2 separate regions of the Homo sapiens genome follow, and region 2 is linked to region 1. The links are chromatin loops, found by intact Hi-C in ENCODE. Cell type or tissue: sigmoid colon. All regions are shown on one strand. Each heading gives the region's core, and the rest is flanking DNA. Links, peaks and the distances in the headings are about the cores only. Region 1 holds the start of RPP21 (ribonuclease P subunit p21). Region 2 overlaps GNL1 (G protein nucleolar 1 (putative)).

Region 1 (2,806 bases), core at 240-2,739:
ATCTGCTATTCGGGTAATCTTCACAGAAATGACTGAGAGAAGAATCTGCAGTTTACTGAGGGCATTTCAGTTCCTCCTACCACCTCAACAGGACTTTGTCCAGACTCTCCTCCTCTTACCTTTGTGCCTTGACTGTGGTTCTTTGTGGCAAGATACTTTGGTTGGTTAAAATAATATGGAACAAAGGATCCACTGAAGTGATCTCTGTGTTGTGTGGTAATTTGGTGACAGCCTTGTACTGATGTGTAAGAATCACTGGGTGTTAGACATGCATGTTCCTGGGTCTCACCCTTAGTGGTTAGTCAAGGTCTGGGGTGGGCCGGACATCTACATTTTATTTATGAGACAGAGTCTCGTTCTGTCGCCCAGGCTGGAGTACAGTGGTGATCTCAGCTCACTGCAACCTCCGCCTCCCAGGTTCAAGCAATTCTCCTGCCTCAGCCTCCAGAGTAGCTGGGATTACTATGGACTATAGCCATGCACCACCACACCCGGCTAATTTTAGTGGAGACAGGGTTTTGCCATGTTGGACAGGCTGGTCTCGAACTCCTGAACTCAAGTAATCTACCTGCCTCAGCCACTCAAAGTGCTAGGATTACAGGTGTGAGCCACCGTGCCCAGCCTACATCTACATTTTAAACACACCACTCTCATTTGAGTCCGAAAACCCTTGTGAAACTAGTTCCAGAGGAGGTTTCAGCCATGTCCTTCCTCCCAGCTGGAGCCCTGCTTGTCTGTCCCCGCCTGGCACTGGGTCTGAAATTGGAGAGAAGTCATCCTCTCCTGACTTATGCTGCCCTCCCCATCTCAGGGTTCATTGATCTTCTACCCCTCCAATTCATGTCCCTCTGCTTCTGACTTCAGTAACTGATAGTCACTATGAGTCACAGGACACCAGACAGAAGAACTGGAAGATAGAAGAGGTCAGAGGGAGGGGTGTGAGGTGAATGTCAGTGTGGGGAGTGGGGTGAAGTTTCAGGGGCAGGGGATGCTGTTGACAGATTTCTGTGCTGTACCTAAGCCTAGGAGTTAGAAACCATTCACTCAGAAAGTGAGGATCACCTACTGTGTGTCCAGCACTGCATAACAGGAAGTGTGTTTCTTTGGTAGGTGGAATAGTAGGAGTAAACTGTGCTTTCTGAGGACCGGGAGTCCTTTTCCCTCCCTCCAGCACCCTCATGATCCTTCCCACTTTCACCCCCACTGGCACCAGTGCTTTTTTTTAATGTATTACCTCTGTGCCTTCCGTCTGTAGATCTTACAGGCATCTGCCTCGGACCTCAGGAGAGTAGGGCAGAAGCTCTAGCTGGGTATAAATTGCACATAACCATCTCCCCAACGTAGCTACATAAAGAGACCAGCCTTCTGTCCTGAAAATGGCCGATTTAAGATCCTCACCTGCTCCACTAGGTCTCTAGGTGATATAATTGGTCATGAGCTTGAGGAAGACAAAAGCACTGAAAATTCATAAAGGGACCCTGGGCATGGATTGCTGGGGTTGTGTTTAGAAACCGATGAGTTTGTGAGGCCTCCGGGAGGCTCCCGAGGGCGCGGGGACTACGTTTCCCAGGAGGCCTCGCGCGGACGCCCGGGCGGGGCTGTGCGAGGGGTGGGGCTGCGGGAGGCCCTGGAGCGCGGCGGTGATGGCGGGGCCGGTGAAGGACCGCGAGGCCTTCCAGAGGCTCAACTTCCTGTACCAGGTGAGTCTGCGACAAGGGCCCCACGGGGACGGTGCTCGGCGTCCCAGAGTGACTGCTCCCCTCCCGCAGGCCGCCCATTGTGTCCTTGCCCAGGACCCCGAGAACCAGGCGCTGGCGAGGTTTTACTGCTACACTGAGAGGACCATTGCGAAGCGGCTCGTCTTGCGGCGGTGAGACAGCCACGGGGCGGGCGGCGGGCGGGACGCGGGAGGAACGCGAGAGGGAGCGCGGGCGCCAGACCACTATCCTCCTCCGCCCCCAGGGATCCCTCGGTGAAGAGGACTCTCTGTCGAGGCTGCTCTTCCCTCCTCGTCCCGGGCCTCACCTGCACCCAGCGCCAGAGACGTGAGTGCTCCAACGGAGGTGGAAGACTGCGGAGCATTGGGGGCGCGGAGGGGGGCGGGGTGGGGGGCGGGCACTGGAGGCCAACAGCGCCTTTCTCACTGTAGATGGATGTTGGGTGTGGGATTCGCAGGAGTCTTCCTTCTTCGGGTTTGGATTAAGTTCCTAACGCCACTTGCACAAACTAGGGTTTGGGCTCGGCTGTTTTTTTTTTTTTTCTTCCAGTGTGGGCAATAAATAATAACTTTTAAGAGGCAACCCCACCCATGCACAATAATAGATGTTGTTCGGCTTTGTGGAGGACGATTCCCATCACCATTCATTTATTAAGCAAATACTTATTTTCTAAAATGTGTCAGGTACTGTGCTAGATTCATTATTCTCATTGAAATTACGGTCTGATGGGACAGACTAAGAAACAAAATGGTGTAGAAAAAGATTAACTGGGGGAGTAGAATGCTCACTTACTCATGCCAGTGGTGGCGAAGTTTATGATAAGCAAAGGGAGTGAGAGATGGAAATTCTAGGCATGTGTGCAGACTCTGAGACAAGAGAGCTTGTGGTGCTGTCAAAGAAATGAGAGTTCAGGAGGCTGGAGTTTGAGGTAGGAGGGCAAAACATGAGACTGGAGGGGGAAACAGGCCAGTTCTTGAAGTCTTGTTAGGGAGTTTGAACTTTATCTTAAAGAGTTCCAGGAAATCGATGGAGCTTATGCCGAGGCCTGACACCATCAAATGTGCATTCAAATTGGGGGTGTGGTGGGG
Region 2 (2,806 bases), core at 67-2,566, 200 kb after region 1:
TTAAAGGAGGAGAGAGCAGAATAGTAGTTACCAGAGGCTGGGGGTCTGGGGTAAATGGGGATATGATGGTTAAAGGTTACAAAGCTTCATTGGACTGGAAAAATAAGCTTTTCTTTTTCTTTGAGATATACTGCACAGCAAAGTGAATATAGTAAATAATTCTTGGACATTTCATAAGTGTTGAGGGTAAATATCTTTTTTACATTTTTAACATATTCCCTCCTCTGAATGTAGAGAGTAAATTTCAAACATTCTCACCACAAAAAAAGTAAGTATTTAAAAGTGATAGATGTTGGGCCGGGTGCAGTGGCTCACGTCTGTAATCCCAGCACTTTGGGAGGTGGAGGTGGGTGGATCACCTGAGGTCAGGAGTTGGAGACCAGCCTGGCCAACATGGTGAAACCCCGTCTCTACTAAAAATACAAAAAATTAGCCGGGCATGGTGGCGGACGCCTGTAATGCCAGCTACTCGGGAGGCTGAGGCAGAAGAATCACTTGAACCCGGGAGGCGGAAGTTGCAGTGAGCCGAGATTGCACCACTGCACTCCAGCCTGGGCAACAAGAGTGAAACTCCATCTCAAAAAAAAAAAAGTGATAGATGTTAATTTGCTTGATTTAATCATCCCACAGTGTATTCATGAATCATAACATCACTTTGTACGCCATAAATATATACAACTATAATTTGCCAATTTACAATTAAAGGTTAAAATTTTTAAAAATAAAAGGTAATGACAACAAAAAAAATGGATAAGTAGACAGAAAAATCGATTAATACAGAAGCTGGCAAAAACTAGTAAAGCAAATATGGCAAAATGTAGAATTTGTTGAATCTTTCAGTATTTGGGTGTTTATTGTTCTTTTTCTATGTTAGAAATTTTTCAAAATAAAAAGTTGCAAATGATTTCCATATTATTCTGATTTTTACACAGTAACAGAAAACATTCCTGGCTGCAGCTCATTAATATTTCTTCTTTGTTCTCCTGAGGAATCAAAAGATTCTCATTTATGATATGTCAAAAGGCACATAAAGAAACATATCCAAACTTTGTTGTCTCTTCATTCAAGTTTGGCTTTAATATTTTATTAAAAATTTTTGTATTTGTAAATATTAAAACACTGAAACTTGCTACTGACACAAGAACGACAATGCACTAACAATAAAATCAAAGTAGAAGCTAAACTATTCAGAAGCAGTAGCAACTCCATGATTCCAAGGTAATTTAAACAGGCAATTTCAGAGTGCTTCAAGATGAAGGCGCAAAGCAGCCTCTCAGCCTGCAGTGATGCTACGACACCGGCAGATGGCGCTGCAAAGCTTCTCAAATGCAGCGGGAAGTCCATTTACCAACGGCTGTTGCGATCTCTTAATTAGCTTGAACTGAGTTTGTATTAGAATTTATAATTTTTACTGCATATTGCAGTTACTCGTATATTACTGACACTGGAACAGACATGTTTTAACAAACTGGTTGAGCCGTATCAGTGCGAACCAGCTGAATGTCAGCGCTGTTCCCTCCTGTGACAGAAGCCACCGGCGCCTGCCTGAGGGCACTCCCCTCACTGGGACTCTCAGTACCACGCCCACCTGTCCCCAAGGTTTGTTTCATCACTAAGCCCCACCTTCCAGCATTTTCACCTTTCTCCTTCACTTGATCCTTCTTCCTAACATCGTGTTAACACACTCCAAACTAAAAAAGTTCCTCAACTGCATATACTCTGCTCCCTCCATTTTTTTCTTTCATTGCAATCACTGCCAAACATTTTGAAAATTCTCTCCTCACCTCCACTGCCTTTACGCTTTTCCTCCAAATTATTCCTTAACCCTCTGACATCTGGGGCTTCTGATTCCACCTCTCCAAAGAAATGCTCCCACCAAGACCATGGAGGCCCCTCTCGTTGCTGGTGGATACTCGTTCATTTTCCCCGCCACCACCCATCAGCAGCGTTCCACGCCGCCCTTCCTTCCTTCCTTCCTCCCCTAGCTTCATCACACCACGTTACTAGGTTTTTCCTGTCTCACTGGCTCCTTTCCCTGCTCTCCTTTTTATATGTTTCCTGCTTTCTTCCTCAGCCTTCTCTGCTCCCCACACCTATATGTTGATGATGCCCAAATCTCTGTCTCCAGCCACGACCTCTCTTTCCCCAAGCTCCATTTGCATAAACTGTCTCTGATGAGATTTAGGGCGCTTACGGTGGTATGGCTGTAGACAACTGTCTCAGGAAACAGACCCATGACCCACCCAGTTGCCAAGTCAGAAACAGGATGTATACTCTTGACTTGTCTCTCTCCCCTACACAGCAAAACAATCCCAAGACATGTCAATTCTATCTCCTGAGCAACCCATAAAACGATTTCTCTTCTTTCCATCTTCCATTACCCTAATTCTGGTGTTCATTCTCTCTCCCTGGGATGGCTGTAAAAGCCTCTGATTTCTCCCCTTTCCAAACCAGTCTCCACACTGCAACCATAGTGATCTAAGGCACAATTCTCACCTTTTCAGTCTTAGGCTTAAAGTTCAACATCCCTCTGGATACAGTCTAAATCTTTAACACGGCTGAAAAGGCCCAGCAAGAGCTGGACCAAGCCCACCTCTCCAGCTTCACCTTTCCTCATTTCTCCTTTGCACCCTCTGCCTCTGAACAAGTTACAGTCTTCCAAAGTTGTCATGTTTCTTGACCTTTGCTGTCTCCTCTGCCCAGAATGCAATTTCCCTGTCTGGCTAACTCCTGTCCAGCATTTGGCCTCAGCATGGACATCTGTTCCTCTAGGACGCTTCCCCTGATTCACCAAGACCAGCTTAAC

The links. Peaks named below come from ENCODE experiments on the same cell type or tissue, not always from the same donor. Only the 100,000 strongest peaks of a DNase experiment are listed, where the experiment ranks them.
Region 2: a loop joins it to region 1, with 2.7 times the contacts of the local background. A loop is called at or near these places in 8 of 110 quality-filtered maps.

The regions. Positions count from the first base shown.
Region 1 is chr6:30,343,529-30,346,334 of GRCh38, forward strand. TRIM39-RPP21 (TRIM39-RPP21 readthrough) reads left to right here. Exons shown (of 10, transcript NM_001199119.1): 7 at 1,770-1,870; 8 at 1,963-2,045. It overlaps RPP21 (ribonuclease P subunit p21), which reads left to right and starts at 1,628. Exons shown (of 5, transcript NM_024839.4): 1 at 1,628-1,700; 2 at 1,770-1,870; 3 at 1,963-2,045. The coding sequence starts at 1,644. TRIM39 (tripartite motif containing 39) reads left to right here. Exons shown (of 8, transcript NM_001369521.2): 8 at 1-201. In sigmoid colon, for the core only: no CTCF peak of the experiment used is centred there; a DNase peak (open chromatin) is centred at 1,643; H3K4me3 peaks cover 1,486 bases; H3K27ac peaks cover 423 bases.
Region 2 is chr6:30,540,330-30,543,135 of GRCh38, forward strand. It overlaps GNL1 (G protein nucleolar 1 (putative)), which reads right to left. Exons shown (of 12, transcript NM_005275.5): 12 at 1,052-2,806. Among named protein-coding and RNA genes, the nearest start is that of GNL1, 15 kb to the right of the region's middle. In sigmoid colon, for the core only: CTCF peaks have their summits at 1,291 (motif pointing right) and 1,498; DNase peaks (open chromatin) are centred at 1,312 and 1,568; H3K4me3 peaks cover 638 bases; H3K27ac peaks cover 1,171 bases.